2 separate regions of the Mus musculus genome follow, and region 1 is linked to region 2. The links are chromatin loops, found by intact Hi-C in ENCODE. Cell type or tissue: heart. All regions are shown on one strand. Each heading gives the region's core, and the rest is flanking DNA. Links, peaks and the distances in the headings are about the cores only.

What was found. Peaks named below come from ENCODE experiments on the same cell type or tissue, not always from the same donor. Only the 100,000 strongest peaks of a DNase experiment are listed, where the experiment ranks them.
Region 1: it touches region 2 in a loop (3-fold over the local background); 1 of 42 quality-filtered maps calls a loop at or near these places.

What each region holds. Positions count from the first base shown.
Region 1 is chr9:31,378,578-31,388,359 of GRCm38, reverse strand. It overlaps Nfrkb (nuclear factor related to kappa B binding protein), which reads right to left and starts at 2,168. Exons shown (of 26, transcript NM_172766.3): 1 at 2,090-2,168. 1700023A20Rik (RIKEN cDNA 1700023A20 gene) reads left to right here and starts at 2,312. Exons shown (of 1, transcript NR_165167.1): 1 at 2,312-3,357. It overlaps Prdm10 (PR domain containing 10), which reads right to left. Exons shown (of 21, transcript NM_001368846.1): 21 at 6,629-9,782. In heart, for the core only: no CTCF peak of the experiment used is centred there; a DNase peak (open chromatin) is centred at 2,199; H3K4me3 peaks cover 2,179 bases; H3K27ac peaks cover 1,324 bases.
Region 2 is chr9:31,275,312-31,285,093 of GRCm38, reverse strand. Gm10910 (predicted gene 10910) reads right to left here and starts at 4,165. Exons shown (of 1, transcript NR_165839.1): 1 at 3,369-4,165. Gm7244 (predicted gene 7244) reads right to left here. Exons shown (of 2, transcript NM_001101597.2): 2 at 9,709-9,782. It also overlaps a transcript of Prdm10 not described here. In heart, for the core only: no CTCF peak of the experiment used is centred there; DNase peaks (open chromatin) are centred at 3,963, 4,253 and 4,693; H3K4me3 peaks cover 2,975 bases; H3K27ac peaks cover 3,700 bases.

The DNA of each region.
Region 1 (9,782 bases), core at 87-5,086, 110 kb before region 2:
AAATGACAGACCATGGTCCACAACTACAAGTTCCAAGGTCAATAATCTATTTGAACCATTATAAATCCACAGGCAGGATTGGCAAGACACCTTAGTGGGTAAGAGTGTGTGCCACACAATGACCTGAGCTTGATCCCGAGACCCACAGCAGAAGGAAAGAACCTCCAGAGGAGTGCTATGGATATCCGCACGCACGCACGCACGCACGCACGCACGCGCGCACGCACACACACACGCTGATGGTATTTTTAATTTAAGATTGTTTTTAAAAAGCCATTAACATTAGTAAACTCAGATACTAACTTATATAAATTATCTCTCAAGTCTTGTTTTTTAAAGCAGGGGGTAGGGTCCCATTCTGTATCCCAGTTTTCAAGTAATTCTTACAGCTGTGCTTATTATACCTATTATACAGGTACTAACTGAAGATCAAAGCTTGGAAATCGCTTACCCAACTCTTGGTTGGCTTGCCTGCAGATGTTAATATCATATACAATACTTCTTACATACTCTCAGTTTAAACTGTAAACACCTGATATGATTTTATTCATCCACATAAATTCCTAGGGCTCCAATCACCAGACTGTTATTAGCTGTCAGTGGCCAATCTGACCTTCAGATCCATGTAAGTTAATGCAAGCATTTCCCAAAGCTGGAATCAGTATGAAGCTGAGGCCACGGTTCTGAACAGTGCTAAGGCACAGTGAACTGGAACTCACCGCTGTACCTCAGTGGTTCCCAGCCTTCCCAATGCTACGGCCTTCGAGTTGTGGTGACCCACCTCCCAACCATGAAACCGCTTCTGTTGCTACTTCATAGCTGCAATTTTGCTGTTACGACTTGTAATGTAAATATCTGTGTTCTTCAATGGTCTTAGATGATCAGTCTGAAAAGGTCACTCAACCCCCACTCCAAAAGGGTCATGACCCAGCTGCTCTACATGTACTGGACTCTTATCACTATTACTGACAAACAGACCAACAAGCCCACAAAAGTGGGAAGAGCAACCAGATTCTACCCTGGGGCCGTCACTATCTGTGACATCTTACCTCACCAGGTGTCAGGCTCCTTACCTGTAGTTAAGGAGGAGTTGGACCAGGCCCTTCCTACCTTTCTTTTCTCTTAGGATCTTAAAGGGAATCTCCAGCTAAGTGAGCTTACATTAACAGTGAAGATCCTTCCCACTTCCCAAGTTCTCAAATGATAATGGGTAAGTCTGTAATATACCTAGAATGGAAGCTCTTTTCTGCAAAATGATTTCACGTTCTGACAGTATTTCAGATCAAGGAAAGATACGGCGAGTGTTACATGGACACAGCTGTGTGGTCCCCAGGTAACTGTGCGCGCTCATCGTCAGCACACAGAGAATTGAGGACATCCTGCACGCATGTAGCGCCTAAATAACTGAGTGAAAGTGAGAAAGGAGCAAGACACCTGCACGTAACAAAACTTAAAAAAAAGAAAGAAAAAAAGAAAGGAAGGAAGGCCGGCAGGCAGACCGACAGACAGAGGCAACCTGATGCTTAGAATAAACTCCTCTTAGCGTAAGTGGCATAGACAGCGTGCAAAGCCAGTTACCTCATCTGACAGGTGCACAATGTACACAACTCACTCAGAAGCTGCTTCCAATACCGGCGGTTGATTAAGCTACACATAATTATCTAGCGACAACCGCTGCCTTGCCACTTATTCTGCACAAGAACTCAAAATACAAAAACAGGGGCGCTGCTAGCGAGCCGGAACCCCGGAAGCTGCCGATTTCTAAGTGTTGGGGGTGTCCCGGGCTGCTTCGCTAGACCAGGAAGGCCTCTTCTCTGCACCTGGGCTAGCCCACCCTCTAGACCCTCGCGAGCAACCAGCAAGCAAGGACCTCGGACCGCAGCCCCACGTCGCCAGCCCCACCTGCGCGCAGCGCGCCGCGGCCCGCCCCTCCCCCACACGTCCTCCCCCTAACCCTCGCCCACCCGGCAGCCGCACGCCACGCGTGGGGCCCGCCGCGTGCCCACGGCAACGCCCCGCTTCTCCCTTTCTCCCCGCTTCTCCCCTTCCCCCGGCACCCACCAAACCCGACGCCTGGGCCCGCCCTCACCTCAGCAGAGTCCGCGGGTCTCACCCGGGGTTCGTCGGGCCGTGGGCTCCGAAACGCGCTCGCTCCCGCAAGGCGTCTGGGTACGCGCACGTTCCGGGCTCCGGCAGCGGAAGGGGCGGGACCTGTGGGGCGAAACCTAACGGCGGGGCGGAGCGTATTGGGCAGGACGGGCAGGGGCGGAGCCTGTGGCAGCACCTGAACCGCCCCGACGCGTCTGGTGCCACAAGCTACGTCGGTGCGGAGAAGGCACGATCCATTCTGTGCGGGGTTCTCCTGGCTCAGGAGCTTTGGAGGATAGAGCGATGTCGCCTTTTGTCAGCTGCGAAGCAAGAGCACAGTCTGACAGGCACCGTGCTAACCACCACTTCTTGTGTGACAAAATTTTTCCAGGGGATACTCAACACGACAAATCAAAATACCGAGACCACCCAAGTCCAACTTGGTGAACTACTATTGGGATTACTTGCAGGCATATGGGTGAGGGTTTACTTAACAAGAGCAGAAATGACTTAGCTGAAAAACCAAGGCTCACCCCAGCATGAGTGACAACTCACAAAAGCTGGGAACCTGAAACACTGCACAGCCTACAAGCAGCTCAACAGGTTGCAATGAGTCCTTTCCAGGTGCCTCAGTTGGTCTACACCTTTCCAGGCAGCTCAGCTGGTTTCTGCTGCCTCCAGGTAGCTGGTCTGGCCTCAGAGTCGACTTTGTAGCTTTTTCCCCAACTCAGAATCCTCAGTTTAGCGTCCTTCCATCTGAGAAGGTCTCTCAGCTTTTATCGTTTATTCTGGCAGAGAGGAGCCTAAAGAATCTGATCCGTTTCGGGGACTTCCTGAAGCTATTTTGAGTTGCTTAAAGAGCTTTTCTTGAGTTGTTTAAAGAGCTTCCCTGCAGAAGAAAACTGTTAGACACCACCACTCTGTCGGGAAGGCTTTGCTGAGGCCACCAGACAGTGGAGGACCTCTTGCAGTCTTGAAGGTTGGGAAATATAACACAGACTCTAACCCATGTCTCCAAGTCCGCACAACTTGCAGAAAGTGAAAACATCGACAACTTACTCTTATGATTCATCATTACGCCTTCTTTCTCTAAGACCGTCTTATTTAGAATGTCTTCTCAAGTATTCTACAGTTCACCCTCTGGTCCTGCGTGGGTTAGCCACTGTTCCTTCGGTTTAATAAACATGTCAGGGGAGCAGGGCATGCCAGGCATGTCCTTCTCTCAGTGGAAAATAGTGCTTTCCAAATAAAGCCAAATCTTTGCACCCATGCGCACGCGCACACACACCCACTGACTCTATAAGCGTCCTTGGATCAGCGGGGCATGGTGGCGCAAGCCTTTAATCCCAGCACTCGGAAGGTAGGCAGAGGCAGAGAGGCAGAGAGGCAGAGAGGCAGAGAGGCAGAGAGGCAGAGAGGCAGAGAGGCAGAGAGGCAGAGAGGCAGAGAGGCAGAGAGGCAGAGAGGCAGAGAGGCAGAGGCAGGTGGATTTCTGAGTTCAAGGCCAGTCTGGTCTACAAAGTGAGTTCCAGGACAGCCTGGGCTATACAGATAAACCCTGTCTCGAAGAAAACAAAAAACAAACAAAAAAGATGTCCTTGGATCCTGTTGGAATTAGAAACCACCAATTAGAAATGGCAGTGCAGCGTCACTCTGGGTGACCAGACAGGAGAGCATTAAAACATTACAAACTGCCATTTTCATTAGCCCTTGTTCTTAGAGCAGTTTTAGGGTCATACAAAATTTAACAAAGCATAGGTTTACCTCAACCCCCGCCCCCCCCACACACACACATACTCTTCACCCACAAGTGATACATATTTCTTTTTTTTTTTAAGATTTATTTATTTATTATATGTAAGTACACTGTAGTTGTCTTCAGATACACCAGAAGAGGGCATCAGATCTCATTACGGGTGGTTGTGAGCCACCATGTGGTTGCTGAGATTTGAACTTCGGACCTTCGGAAGAGCAGTCGGGTGCCCTTACCCACTGAGCCATCTCACCAGCCCCCCCCCCTTTTTTTTTTAAATAAACTTATTCTTTTTTTTTAAGATTTATTTATTTATTTATTTATTATATGTAAGTACACTGTAGCTGTCTTCAGACACTCCAGAAGAAGGAGTCAGATCTCGTTATGGATGGTTGTGAGCCACCATGTGGTTGCTGGGATTTGAACTCCGGACCTTCGGAAGAGCAGTCGGGTGCTCTTACCCACTGAGCCATCTCACCAGCCCTACATATTTCAAATAACTGACAGATCTATGTAATATTGTTTCACTGTCCACCCAAAAATTAACCTACTCATCCTTACAATTCCCCTCCCCTTCTCCCTCCCACCCACAAACACTGATGTTTTAAGTGTCTCCATCACTTAGCCATCAAACTTGCCACGTTCCTGCTTTAGACCTCCAAGTACTGGCATTATCATGAATGCCGCCACACTTGGCAGAGATTGCATCTTTTTTCCAACTAGATAGTAAATATTATGGTCTGGTTCTGGTAGTAGGGACGGAATGCAGGCACTCTGCCACTGAGCTGCACCCTGAAAGCTTGTATTGTTTAAATATTAATTTGAACTTCCCTGGTGCTAACATGTGGAGCATACTTTCACATGTTCATTTATTTGTGTATATTCTTTATGAAGAAATCTTCATGCCAGTTCTCACTAGGACTGTTTGTTTCTTTTTCTTCTTTGTGTACTCTGGCTAACAGTCCTTTATTAGACACATAATCTGAAAACATTTTTTCCCTGGGTCTGCCTCTCCATCTCTTTCTTGCTCTCACTGTCTTGAATTCTGTCTTGATGGTAAATACCTTTAAGCTGTGAGGCTTTTGTTTTTGTGTTTTGGCTGGTTGGCTGGCTGGTTGGTTGGTTTCATTTGTTTTTTTGCCCTATAATTTTCGTTTTATTTTACAGTGCACACATGGGGCCACATATATCCTAAGGATCAGTATTAGCTCCGGACCCCCAAGATCAAGTTCTCAGCACAAAGGAGATTATTTACCTCAGAGGGACCAAGGGCTGAGAATAAGAGACAAAGTCAAGTAATAGAGGATGAAGGAGAAGGAGATAAGGGAGAGAGAGATTTGTCCCAAAGGGAGACAAAGGACTGCCTCTGGAGAGAGGAGACAGTCTTTTATTTTTATTATTTTTAGATTTATTTATTTATTATTATATGTAAGTACACTGTAGCTATCTTCAGACACACCAGAAGAGGGCATCAGATCTCATTACGGATGGTTGTAAGCCACCATGTAGTAACTGAGATTTGAACTCAGGACCTTCAGAAGAGCAGTCAGTGCTCTTAACTGCTGAGCCATCTCTTCAGCCCCAAGGAGACAGTCTTAGCACATACAGAAATGCTAGTTTATAAAGATAAAGGGGGGGGGGGAACCCCATGTAAGGAGGAGGAGTTTAATTTTAATTGGGCATGTTAAATTAGATGAGCCAAAGGGGACTTTTGATTGCTGGACATCAATACCTGGATCTTGGTAGTCAGCCTCAGGAGGAGATGGCCAAATAAGAGGATAACCCTTGGCAGTTAGCTCTAGGAATGTAATCTAAGGGGTTTTAGCAAGGCAGAGGGAATGGGAAGAAGGGCAAGGCATGCCAGAACTTGGCTCACCGTGTTCCAGCTGGTCAGAGTCCCTCCACTAGGCAAGTGCTCTACCATTGAGCTCTATCTCTAGCCCATTCCATTTCTTCTTACAGCTGAACAGAGAGAACTGGTTAACATTTTCTAGAGACAGGCCTTTAGCGGACAGAGAAGTGGAAGTGCTCTAGGGCCCTATCATTTGGTCTTGATTTCTTCAGTGAGCATATGAGTCTCAGCAGTGGCCTTCTCCAATGCTTCTCATACTCAATGGATGGCTACAGGCGGCTGATTTGAGCATTCCATTCCCCCAGTTCAGCAAGGCTCTGAGAAACTCTGCAGGTTAGGCTTTGGTTAACTAGTTTCCCCTGAGCTATAAAATAAGGTTCTCTGCTGTATTTCATAGTGATTTCTTAGCCTCTCCCTCTGCCAGGGTCACAGGGAATCTTTATCAGCGAATCTGATTAAACTCAAAAAATCGTAGGACCTTTCCTTCCCCAATGACTGGATCCCCTGGGATTTTGAAATTGTGTATGTGTGTATATATGTGTGTGTGTGTGTGTGTGTGTGTGTGTGTGTGAACAGGTGCCTGAGAAGGTCAGAGGCATCAGATCCCTGAAACTCCAGTAACAAGTGGCCATGAGTCACCCAAAGAGGAGGATACTGGGAGCAGAATTTGTGTCCTTCGCAGAAACAGTGCCGTTTTCCGTTTGTTTGACTTTGTACATGTTAGAAGGAAGATGGCGAGACCATCTCCAAGGTTCTTAAGTAAGCCACTGAGAACCAGAAAGCAAAGTGCACTATTCTGAGGACACAGGGATTCACCCTGTAGCTTAGACTAACCTAGAAATCACTATGCAGACCAGAATGGCTTGTGCAAGATTTAAAAGGAAATATTTAACCATATCAGTGGTCCCTCTGTATACATGCACAAGAAAGAAACATGCTTATTAAAAAAATATTTATTAATTTTTTACACCTGCTGTGTAGCACAAGACTATTAACACTATAACTCACTGAATATACAATAAATGTTCACATTTAAATAACAAGATAGAATCAATACTTTCAACCAATGGGCCAGCTTCAGCTTCTCATTAGGTACTTTTTAGCTCTACATCTTTTAAGAATTTTTTTTGAAAGGATAATTCCAGGTCAGAAAATAATTCAAGAACATCAAAACAGAAAAGTCTTTCCAGAAAAATAGGAATGTTACATGATGAAATAACCATTTTTCTGGGCACAAACTAAACAATAAAAATGTAAAAAAAAAAATATACATCCAACCCACTTCAAAATATTCCCGCTGTAATGAATGCAGTCTACAGTGTCAATGTGTCTGGGAGGGAGAGATCACCATAGAAACCTTGGCCACATGTTTCCCAGATTGGGCTGTCAGAGGGATTATACTCTGCCATCTCTTCTGTCACCTCGGGATAAATTCATAAAATACCTGATCTTAGAATAGTGATGGTGTATGTTCTGAGATCTACTTATTTCATATAAGGACCAAAAAAAGAGAAAGAGATGAAAAGGTCCTTCAAGAGTATTTTCCTCTGTATATTTTAAAAGTTAAAAATAACTGGCATAAAACCAACATTCCTTCAGTGATTGGCTTTATTTTAATCACTGGGTTATTCCTGAGAAGAGGGGAGATACCTTGCTGGCTCACATTAAAGAGAATCCAACAGATCAAATTTATTTATTTACTTGTGTAGTTTTTTCAAGTCAGGGGTTCTCTGTGTATAGCCCTAGCAGTCCTTGAACTCTTTGTAGGAGCGGCCGGCCTCCAACTCAAAGAGAATCCTGTCTCAACCTTCCAAGCGCGGGATTAAAGGTGTGCACTCCCACGCCCAGCTCCAGCAGGGCAAATATAAATTACAAAAACTCCAACTGTACCTTTGAGATGGTCTACCGCTCCTTACCTCCTAAGTCTCTCTGGATAAGACCCTGGGATAGTTACAACACTACAGGCTTTTTGGAAAACCCGAGACAGTTACAGTCATTACACCACAGGACTTGGGGGAACAGAGTCTTGCATTTCGTGACTGGAGTCAACATTTCATGTTGAAATTACTGTTACCTTTTTGTTGGCAAAGATACAGAGTCCATTTTCAGTTTCCACACATTTTTTGAGGTAATTTTCCCAGGTTCTTTTCATGCCCAAATCTTCAGACATGGTCTATGAATGAGATCCCAAGAGGGAAGCACAGGATCTACGTAATAAATAAAGTGACTTCAAACCAAATGATTACTTTTCAGGAGGGCGTCTTTACCACCCAAAAGTTACTCTATATCTTAAACCACAGACCCAGTTTTTCCTTAGAAATGTAAATAAAATAAATTAGTTAACTTCATTTGAAATTAACTTAGGTGTCCCTGATCTGGAGTGATAAATTCACTCTACAATAATTATTTTTAAATATGTCACAAAAGTTGTTAAAATACAGGCTTTGAAGATGTCTTATGGGTACAACTGGAATGCGTCGTAAAAAAAAGGGCGACACCTCCCCACTAGATCCACAGCAAATACGACTCCCAAACAGGAACACATAGAAGACCACTATCACACAAACAACTGCTCCTCTCAGAACTAACTGCATTAATATTCCTTCACACCCATCCCTTTATCTCAGCCTATTACAATGGTCCCTTTATTTTCATTTTTGCCCTCAGTGGGAAGTTGGTTATCTTATATCAAGGTCTGGGTGAGTTAATGACAGGCTTAAAGTTTAAAATGCTTAGAAGTAAGAAAGGCCACCTTTCTACCCAACCTTAAAGAATCTTCATTTTTAAGACAGCATCGAAAGATCGAAAGTACTAAAATACGCCCAATGCTGGGAACCAGAGTGCGAGGTGGGGGCTGGAGTTGTAGCTCAGTGGTGGGAAACCTGCCTAGCATGCAAGAGGCCCTGGGTCTGATTTCTAGCATCACACACAAAAGTGTTATACATAAACACCTGAGTTTATGTATGTAGAGTAAGGAACCCATCCTTTATAAGTGGACAATATGTGTATGTGGATCCCGCAAGGCAGGCCAAGTCTTCAGTTCTCATTCATTCTCTCTCTCTCTCTCTCTTTCTCTCTCTCTCTCTCTCTCCTTAAGTATGTATGTATTTGTATATATATGTCTATACATATATATATAATTTATATATTTTTCGTAGAACTATATCTCCTTCTTAAACACAGCTATATATACCCAAAGCCTGGAGGCAGAGCTTTAACAAAGGGGCTCAACTCCTGTTCAGATCATGCGTCCTTTTGTCTTCCAGGGAGTCTGCTTGTGGACCGTGAGGCCAGATCGGCCTGGGGACAGCATTTGTAGGGAGGACTGCTGCTGCCCAGGTTTCAGGTTTTCTGAAACAAGATAGTTTAAAAACAACTGCCATGATAGTGCCTGACTGTGGTCCCAGCTACGTGGGCAGCTAAGGCAGGAGGATCCCATTAGCCCATAAGCTCAGGGCTATACTGGGCAGCAGAGTAAGACCCCATATAGGAAAGAGAGAGAGAGAGAAAGAGAGAGATCAGCAATAAGAAAAATGTAGATGGCAGTTTCGTTCAGAGCACCACCATCAAACCTTTATCTTATTTTAATTTTCCCCCCAATAAGCTAGCTGCCTTTGTTAAAATTACTGAAAACTCAATGCATGAGATATAGCGGTCCTGACCTAATCACACCCATAAAATAAATGTTCCTTCTCTTTTGATGCCATAGCTTGGATATCAGAAGTCCAGTGGCCACGGACTTGGTACATCCTGTCTCCACCTTTGGTATGAACATAATACCAGCCACTGAGCATTTCCACGAAGGGCAAGTAAGGCTTGTCAGTGTGTTCAAAAACAAAAACAAAACAAACAACCAGCTCAAGAGCAAAGGCGCAAGTTCCTCCATCTAGAAGTTAACTTTCCCCTGAAAGAGCTGCATTCCATGGCAGAAATCCCAAGGGTTTGAAGAGTCAATTGACTCAAGGTGACCTTGGCAAAAATCACCCTTGGTCTACGTTGTCAAAACTGCAGTTTCCAAACGCTTGAGAGAGTAATAAATCTTTAAAAAGAGGTCGCGAGGTGTTTGGAGCTTCAGATTCCAAAATTGTG
Region 2 (9,782 bases), core at 2,351-7,350:
CTCCAACTTCCACATGTGCACACACAGACAGACAAACTAGATCTCAGTTTGCTATTATGTTCAAACAATTAGCTGAATATGCATTAATTCTATAACATGTGACTCAACTATTAGGAAGTGGTTCGAAGACTAAGACACTCTTCAAAAGAATACTTGTGGGTTTGTGAGAGCTATCATAACCACTAGAAAAACCAAACACACCTACAATTAGCACTATTAGCGGACACTAGAAGAGCCTAAAGACAATAAGCACATGGTATTATTGCTGCTTGAGAACACCCCACCCCATCAGGCTAGGGCTGAGGTAGTCAAGAAAAATACAGGAGCCACATCATCTGGAAGTTTCCAGTAACCAGGAAGTTTAACCACAGAAACAGGTGAAGTTATGTTATTTAACTGTGTAGCCCACATATTATCATCTCAATATTTAAACTATTTTTTTCAGACTAAATCTCAAAAATGTGCACATCCACACTAGCACACTGCATACACATCATAGTTCAGAAGGTTGGCAGACACAGGCTACTGGCTAATAGGATACTGTATATGCTGCCGAAAGGGAACAGAGCAGGGAAACACTGAATAAGTCACAACCTTAGAGACCCTGATGCTGGAAGACAGTACAGAGGACAACCTGAAGTGAGTTCTCTCCTTCCACCTTTCGGGTCTCGGGACTGAGTGCAGGCCTCAGGTTTGGTACCAGGTGCCTTTAGCAGCTGGGCCATCTCTCCAGTCCCCTCACTCCGATTCTGAAGTAAATGAGTTAAACATGGCGTTACAAAGGTATTTCAAAAGGACAGGAACCAGATAGCATTCTACCACTTATATGATGATTCAACTCAACCACAAAAGCAGTAGAAAAATGTCTCTGGTATGGACCAAAGCACCCTCTTCACTCTCCCACTCCTATCCCGCCTGGCCCCAAGGAGAACTGCTGTAGATCCACTCTGCAAAAGTCTGATTGGCCCAAGCGGTTGTGTGGTAGGGGGAGGGGCATGCACTGGGAACTGAACTCAAGGCCTACACACTATGACACACCCCAGACAAACTCTGCCACTGAGCCATATTCCCAGCCCTAACGCTGCACTATTCTTTTCTTTTTTTCTTTTTTCTTTTTTGAGACAGGGTTTCTCTGTGTAGCCCTGGCTGTCCTGGAACTCACTCTGTAGACCAGGCTGGCCTCGAACTCAGAAATCCACCTGCCTCTGCCTCCCAAATGCTGGGATTAAAGGCGTGAGCCACCACGCCCGGCTCGCTGCACTTTTCTTAACTCACTAGGCTTAATTTCCACTTGTTAATCTGACAGAGTGTCTATCAAAAACAGAAACAAGTTCTGCATGTAGGAAAGCAGACAGCAGGACTGCGAGTGTCTACCCTTCTAGGAGAATATGTATTTCAATGGCAGTAACCATCTGAATGGCACTCAAGTTTAAAATAAACTACAACCAGATGCTTACGAGTTTTCACCATATAATCTTTTTATCAAATGAAATCCTGCAGTCACCATGTATTTACTACTGTGAAGTGTAAGCCTACTGAGGAAATGGAAATTACAACTCAGTGCTCCTCGGTTCTCGGCCGGTCAGTCAGTTCTACCTGGTGTCTAGAAGCCTATCCTTTTCTGTTGTTTTTGCTTTTACTCCTGGGTATGTGTGTGTGTTTACTGGCCTGTGGCTGCATACCGGGAGCCCAAAGACCAAGTATCTTTCTCGAATACTCTCCACCTTACTTTCTAAAACTGAGACATTCATGAACCCACTTAGCCTAACTGGGGGAAACACCAACTCCCCAAGATCAGCCTGTCTCCACCCCCAAGTGCTGTGTCACAGACATGCTGTGACGTAACTGGCTTTTATGAGGGTACTGGGAATTAGAATTCAGTTCCTCATGTTTACACAACAGACACTTTATCCACCAATCCACTGGCCCCAAAGTTTTGCTGGTTTCTCTGTGTAGCCTGGCTGTCCTGAAACTCAGCTCTATAGATGGATCTGCTTATGTCTCGCCAGTGCTGAGATTAAAGGTGTATACCAACTTTTTTTTAATTGTTCGGGATAGGGGTCCAGGTGTACAATGTGGAGTTAGTTCTCTCCTTCCACTAGTATATGGGTTCCTGAGAACAAACTCTGGGAACTGGGCTTTCCAGGCAGACAACTTTACCTGCTGAGCATCTTCTCACTGACCCAGGGTTTGCTTTTAGAAAGTAAAAGGAGCCAGATGTACTGGCATACACACCTTTAAGCCCAGGAGGTGGAAGCAGGCAGATGTCCTTGCGTTTCAGGCCAGCCTGGGTCTATCTTTTCAGGCCAGCTAAAACTGCACAGTGAGACTGTCTCAAAAGAACAAAGCAAAACCCGGAGTAGCAGGGCTTGGTTTTAATCTCCATTAATCCCAGCAGACACAAGCTGCTCTGAGAGTTCCAGGCCGGCCAGCCAGCCAGCACTGCACGTCTCAAAATAATGTTTTAAGTAAAATGAAGAAGAAAATGACTCTTTTAGTTCATAGGACTGAGTGTGGCAAATCACCAGTGAAGTATTTAAGCACCCATCTACACTTAAAACAGATATTAAGCCACAGGAGGTGCTCACACGAATATCTTGTGTACATTTGTCCTTGCATGCAAAGATCTAAAACACACCAATATTAGTAGTAAGGATTTTATCTAGTCATTATGTTTTAGGGCTTTTTAGTTCTTATGCTGTTTCTATGATAATCATGTGTTACTTATATTAAAAAGGAAATTGGCCAGTGCACTCTGAGGTCATACTGGAGTGGCATTCCATAATCACTAAATAAAAAGCATTTAGGGGGTCTGAAGACACAGCTTGCCTCACTTGGTCATGCTCACCTACATCAAGGTCTGCAATACAATGTACAAATTGCTTTTGGTGGAATGTTACAAATCATTACAAAATGTAAAAATGACTTAATCTGGGGGGGAAAAAAACAAACCTTAAGGGAAAACTAGAAGGTGTATGTTATTGGAATAATTGAGTCCGTTGGAAAAAAAAAAAATCTTGATCCATAATAAAAATGTAAACCTACTAAATGACAGAGGAAGTCGTTCTCCTGAAAATAGTTCATTTTGTGTCAATTTCGCCTCATTTTGTAAAAAGTAAACCCAGTGAAGTTACTAAATATACTAGATGACGCAAACATTGTATGTTACTTTGCCCCCAACCAATCCCGATTTCGTTTTTTCAGTCCTAGAGCAACAAATAAGTACAGTTCATGGGTGCAGAAGGTATTGTGGTGGCCCCAGCGGAGGCGATGGGTACAAAAGAATACAATGTAATGCCGCACACCCTCGGGCCCACAAAGACCTTACTGCTGCAGTGGCGCGAACAGGTCAGAAAGCGAGGCTAATCAAGAGTACCTTTTGCTTTAATGAAAAGTAGATACATTTGCCCTTAAACACAAGATTAGTGAAAGATGTGCAGGCAGGCTCTTAAGAATTCAGGGTATGGGATTTTTAGCTGGGTGGATTTCATCAATGACACCACAAAACCACCCCCTACTCTCTGGCTTAAGTGTACACACACATATATATCGGTTGAAATCCAACTAATCCATCTAACAAGGCTAAAATTAATGGCACCCGAATTTAGTAGCCTTCGTACACCGGGAAGGCAGATCGCAACTATGCCATTTTTCCTAGTACCAATTCAACCTGGCTACAGACTTTCCTAGTTTTAGCGTTAGCTCAATGAGAGCCCGACTCCTAAGAGACCCGCCTCGCTCGCCAGTTTTCTTGGTCCTCGGCCTCCGCCCTACCCAGCCCGCCATCGCGTTTGCAGACCGACCCGCAGGGGCGATCCCCACACCTCTGCGGGCGGGGTGGCTGGGAATCGCGGGCCGGGATACCCGCACGAGAACCCACGGCCGCGCGCGCCACCACCCCCCGCACGGGTCCGGCCGGCCGACACCCGCCCGCCCAACCGCCGCCCGGCGCGCAGGCAGCCCAACCGCCGTCCCGGCCCAACCAACGCGGGAGGGGAGAGAGGAGCGCACGGCCGGCCGGGCAGGCGAGCCGTTCGGGGGGCACGGGGCAGGCGGCGCGCCGGGGAGTCGAGGCGGGCGGCGCCGAAGCCCACGCTGGACGCGGGGCCCGGACGGCTTCCCGAAGGGGACTCTCCCCTCTCCGCGTAGAAGGTGCAGATGGTTTGACCCCCCACCCCGAGCGAGGTGCCTCGTCCCAGCCCCGGCTGGACTGTACCATCGGGCGGTGCCGCCGGGATTGCTCCCCCCACCACTACCATCAGTTCCCCCCCCACCCGGGTCCGCGGTCGGTTGGCCCCGGCCGGGCGCTGAGACGCAGAAAGAGCTGGGCGCCATTTTGGGTGGGACTAAGCAAAGACGAAACACTCTCCCAGGCGATGGGATCCTCTGGACCCCGGTTTATCCGGTTCCCTTAATCCTTTAGGTACTTACACGACGTTGGGTGAGGGGAGCTGGAAGATCAGCGGGTCCCGGATCCTCTCTCCCTAGGGGTGATGGAAATCAAACCCCCCCGCCGCCTCCAGGTGGTTCTTCCCGCCGCAGAGTGGGAGCAGCATAAAAGGCGGGGTCTTATTAGCATAATCTGCCTGGCAACCTGATCTCAACGTTATGTGATTGGCTAAACTCTGAAAGTCCCATGCTGTTCCTAGAGACTGGGAACGCTGGGCCGAATTGACAAGCCCAGATTTAAGAGTCATGACGAAAATCCTGGGACGCTAATTCAGTCGGCAGAGAAGCCAAAAGGAGACTCACACAATGGCCCAATGACTGAAGGCCTCTTTATTTCGTGCTCTGCAGTTCGTGTAAAACCCAATAGAAGAGCGGGTCTCTGGCGGTGCTCGCCTGCGTTTGTACTCTAAGCCAATCAGAAAGCCCTACTGTTTGCATTCGGGGTCAAGGCCCATCTAAGAACCTTGGCGGGCAAGTGAAGGGGCACAGTTCAGCATGCTTGAGCGTCCGCTGTGGGAGATCCAATGCACACCCGAGTTCCCAGCCCACCTGTCCCGATCCTGGAAAGCTCTCGAGGTGTGGGCTGTGCATATACCCGCCCCAGGGCGGACCTGCCCAGAACGCGCGCGCCTGGGGCACTACTGGGACACGCCTTTCCGGGACTACAGAAACCGGTTAAACAGACTGCGGCCCGCGGGCCCAGGAGTGGCCTATCAGCCTTCCAGACACAAGGGGACTGGGTCATCAGACCTTGCCATCCCCTTAGAGCGCCTACACTACCCCTCTCTTTTCCACCATTTACCATTCTGGAAAGGCGTTTTTCAGAAGCAATCGGAGTGAGGATGTGTCTCAGAGTGCTTGCCTACCACACTAAGTCCGGTGCTCCAGCCCCAGCACCACATAACCCTGGAGTTGTGGTGTACCCGGAAGGTGGAGGCAGTAGGAGCAGTTAAGGCCAGCTTAAGCTACTTGGGACTGGTTGAGGTTTAGTCAACAGTGAACAAACAAACAAACAAACAAACAAAAATGACAGAACTCCCTTCTTTCTTAACTTAGGACATCCACATCATACTGTCCCTAAAGACTGCCTTCTCAAAGTTCAGCCAGGTGTGTAGAAACAAGCTCAGGCTTTGAAATGAGACAAACTGGGAACTCCCCGACTGAAAACAGGAATGGCAACCAAAGGCCAGAGACCTTCGCTCTTTGTGTCTGCAGGGAATATTTTCATTGCCCATGACCTGTACTTTGCTGTGTTGCTTTGAAGGTTAAATGAGATCATACTTTAAAATTCTCTTCCAACACTGACTAGAACTTTAAGAAACAGAAATGTTAGTGATATTAAAGCCTTCAGAGAGACAGCAAGATAACCCAAACTCCTAGTCCCAGTTCCTGAGTGCAAAGGCAGACTTGTTTGAGGCATACACAGTTCCAGGCCAGCCAGCAGTATACAACAAAATTCAGGTTCCAAAACAAACCCCCGTACAAAACTACTGGCTAGCCAAGAAAAAAAAGAAATACCAGGAAACAAAAGACTCGAGGATAGCAAACATCCACAGGGAGAAATACTAAAGTCCATTCGACTATATTGCCTACAGCTTTGTTTAAATGCCTTGAGAACAGTGAAAAGCTGAGGCCAGTTTTTAAAACTCAAAGACAGGGCGGCTGGCCATGGGAGGCAGGACTTAAGGAAGAAGCTACGATTTGTTCTTCTGTAGACTTGGGAGCAGGACGTGGAATCAAGGCCGTCAGTCAGCAGGCCCTGCTGAACCCAGTAGAAAAGAAATCATGAAAGGGAGACAGATGAGCCGGGCTCGCATTTGTCACGTGCAGCACTGGTGTCTCCTCTTTGGATCTATTAAAAAGAAGCCATGTGCTTCTGGAATGTTTTATAGTAGCCAGAAAAGTCTCTGGAATGATTGCCAGAGGTAGATGGGTCCTCTATGGCCTTGGAAGGCTGCCATGCCCTGCACCCATGGCCTCTAGAGATCCTTTTGAGATTTAACAGTATTATATCTTCTCTGATGGATTAAGAGTCCCAGAGGTCAGGTTATCAGAGATGACAAGAAAGAAAACTCAACAGGAGAAACGAGACTACCTATCTAACTGGGACATAAGTAAATGCTCTAAAAACCTTCTTTTTTATAACCAGAATAAAGTTACTGTGATAGATGAAGCCAATTTTTATTTCTATATATTTCTTTTTCCTAATGTCTTAGGAATGTCTTCTTTGCAGTTGTCTTCATTCCTGTTTGTGTACATACATGTACATGTGTGTACACGGGTGCACTGTTAGGTCTCAAACCCAGAACAAATGGCTGAGGCGCTCATTAATGTATCAAAGCAGACAGTGGCCACCATGTTCTGCCTGCATCTTTCAGTCCCTACCTGTTATGTGATATGGTTGGCATACCCCTGCCCCTACCCTAAACTCCAACCTCGAGGCTGGGTTGCCCTTCCTCCAGCTGCTCTTCTGCCCATATAATCCAGCTGTTTTGGTTACCAATCCTTTTTGGTCCACCTTTACTCTCTTGGCCAGTCTCCTGGCCCAGGCTACCCACCTCTGAACTCTCCCAGATGTCTCTGCCCCTCCCTTTTATCTACAATAAACTTTCTCTAACATACCTAGAAGGGGTCATGTCCTTCCATTTTTATTTTTTTCATTTGTGAATGTGTGTGTGTGCACTCCATAGTTTATGTGCAGGGGTGCATATAGAAGCCAGAGGTCAGCTTCAGCTCTTGTTCCTCAGGATAGCTACCTATCTTATTTTTTAAAGTAGGTTTTCTTCCTGGGACTGGTCCTTAGAGATTCAGCTAGGCAGTCTGGTGAGTGAGTCCCAAGGCTCACTGCTGTCTCTGTCTCTCCGGTGCTGAGGATTACAAGCAGACACACATAAGTCATGCTTTTGTGTTTTGTTTTGTTGTGTTGTGTTTTCAAGGTAGGTTTCTGGGTATAGTCCCGGGTGTCCTGGAACTCTCTGTATAGACCAGGCTAGCCTCAAACTCACAGACATCCACCTACCTCTGTCTCCTGTGAGTGCCAGGACTAAAGGTGTGTGCTTCCACTGCCCCACCCCATGTCATGCTTTTTATGTGGGTTCTGGGTTATGTGCTCCTTCATTATCTCCCTAGCCCTAAGACATCTCATACCTACAGTACAGGAGACCTAGCAGGCAAGTGCCTTTCCACTGAGCCATAGCCCTGCCCTCTTTCTGATTTTTAATTTTCAGGTAGGGTCTCATTAAGTTACCCGGGCTGGTCTTGAACTCACTCTGTAGCTTTCAGGGTAGCCAGAATTAAAGGCCTGTGCTATCTGGCCTGTTCTAAAGCTTTGATAGGCACAAGTACTTCAGTGATGCGCAAGCCTACCAACTCTTCAACTGTCTGACGTCTCAAAAGGCTTGCTTGCTTATTTATTTATTTATTTATTTATTTGATTGTATACATACTAAAATTTTCTGTGCAGGAAGCATGCATGTGTGCCATGAGCCAGACACTGTTCTAAGCAATGAAGATGGGAGAGAACAGAAAAAGCGATGTCATTAAGCTTCCAGTTAAACGGAGGCAAGAACAAAGTTCCCAGATAATTCCAAGGGATGGTGTGACAAAGGAAATAATGCAGGGAAATGGAAAGGATAGGGATGCCAACTGTTGAAATGCGTGCCCCAAAGTCCCCAGATCTGTTTAGTTTTTGTTTGGTTGTTTGGGTTTCTATTATTTGGTTGGTTGTTTTGTTTTTGTTCCACCTTTGTTCCCCTTCTGGAACAAGGTAGCTATGTATGTAGCTGGCCTAGAACTCCCTGTGTAGAACAGGTTGGCCTCAAACTCACAGAGATCCTACTGCTTCTGCCTCCCCAGTGCTGGGAACGAAAGTATGTGCCACTATGCCATCTGGACAATGGCTCTGTTGATAGAGGATTTTCTCTGCAAAAATAGGGGCCTGAACTTAATTCCCAATGCCCTCATAAAAGATACCCAGTGCCATCATAAAAGCCAGACATGGTAGTATATGATCATAATTCCAGCTGTGGGGACAAGAATGCAGGGGAATTCATTCATTCCTGGACTCTCTGATGAGCTGCAAACTAATGAGAAACCCTGTCTCAAAAGACATAAATGACATTCCTAAAGAAGGCATTCAAGGTTGTCCTCCAGTGTCCATAAATGACACACATATATACTTTTACACACACACACACATATGCACTTTTAACAAGAAGTCCTCATAAAATACTAATAAGAATGGGGACTAGAAAAAGGCAAAAAGACCAGCCATGTTACAGTTTGAGGGAACATTCCAGTCTGTGAAGATAGCCTAAAAGCCCCCCCCCCCACACACACACACACAGGTGAAATACTCTTATATCTCATACAGAACATATTGAAATAGAGCATCACTTCTGAACACAGAACAGCAGGCCCTGGCTTTCTATAAGCTCCCAACAGAACATAAACCATGGCCTCAACAGAGTTCCTTCTCCAGGTGGTGGTGGCGCATGCCTTTAGTCCCAGCACTTGGGAGGCAGAGTCAGGTGGATCTCTGTGAGTTCAAGACCAAGCTGGTCTACAGAGAGAGTTCTAGAATAGCTAAGGCTATTAGAAAGATGCTCTCTCTCTCAAAAAACAAAAAGAAAACAGAATTCCTTCTCCAGAAGGAAGGAGGGGGTTGGGCAGAGAGACAGAAACAGTGTGCATGTAAAAACTGACTCCATAGTGTTGGTATTCTGTCTGGACTCCACCCCCAAAGATAATTGGCAATAGCAAGGTAGGCCTGGCCCTATAAAAGTGGATGCTTGTCCCCTCCCCTCTCTCGTTGCCTCTCTTTGTCTCTTGCCTCTCTCTCTTACATCTTGCCCCCCTTGCTCCCCTCCCCCCCACACATGGTCATGGCCCACCTCCACTTCTCTACTCTCTCCTTTTCTCTGCCTTTCTCTGCTTCTACTACTCTCTTAATTCCCCTCCCCATGCCCCAAATAAACTCTATTTTATACTATACCAGTGTGTGACTGGTCTCCCAGGGGGAAGGGATGCCTTGGCATGGGCTGGCACCCACCAGAACATATTCTTCTCTCTCCCTCTCTCTCTCTCTAATTTTTAATTTTTTATTTTATTTTATTTTTTGGTTTTTCGAGACAGGGTTTCTCTGTATAACCTTGGCTGTCCTGGAACTCACTCTGTAGACCAGGCTAGCCTCGAACTCAGAAATCTGCCTGTCTCTGCCTCCCAAGTGCTGGGATTAAAGGTGTGTGCCACCACTGCCGGGCCTCTTTCTCAACACATAGGACTTTGCCAGCATCATCTGAAACTATACATCCCTTGCCTGGGTTTGGATTCGT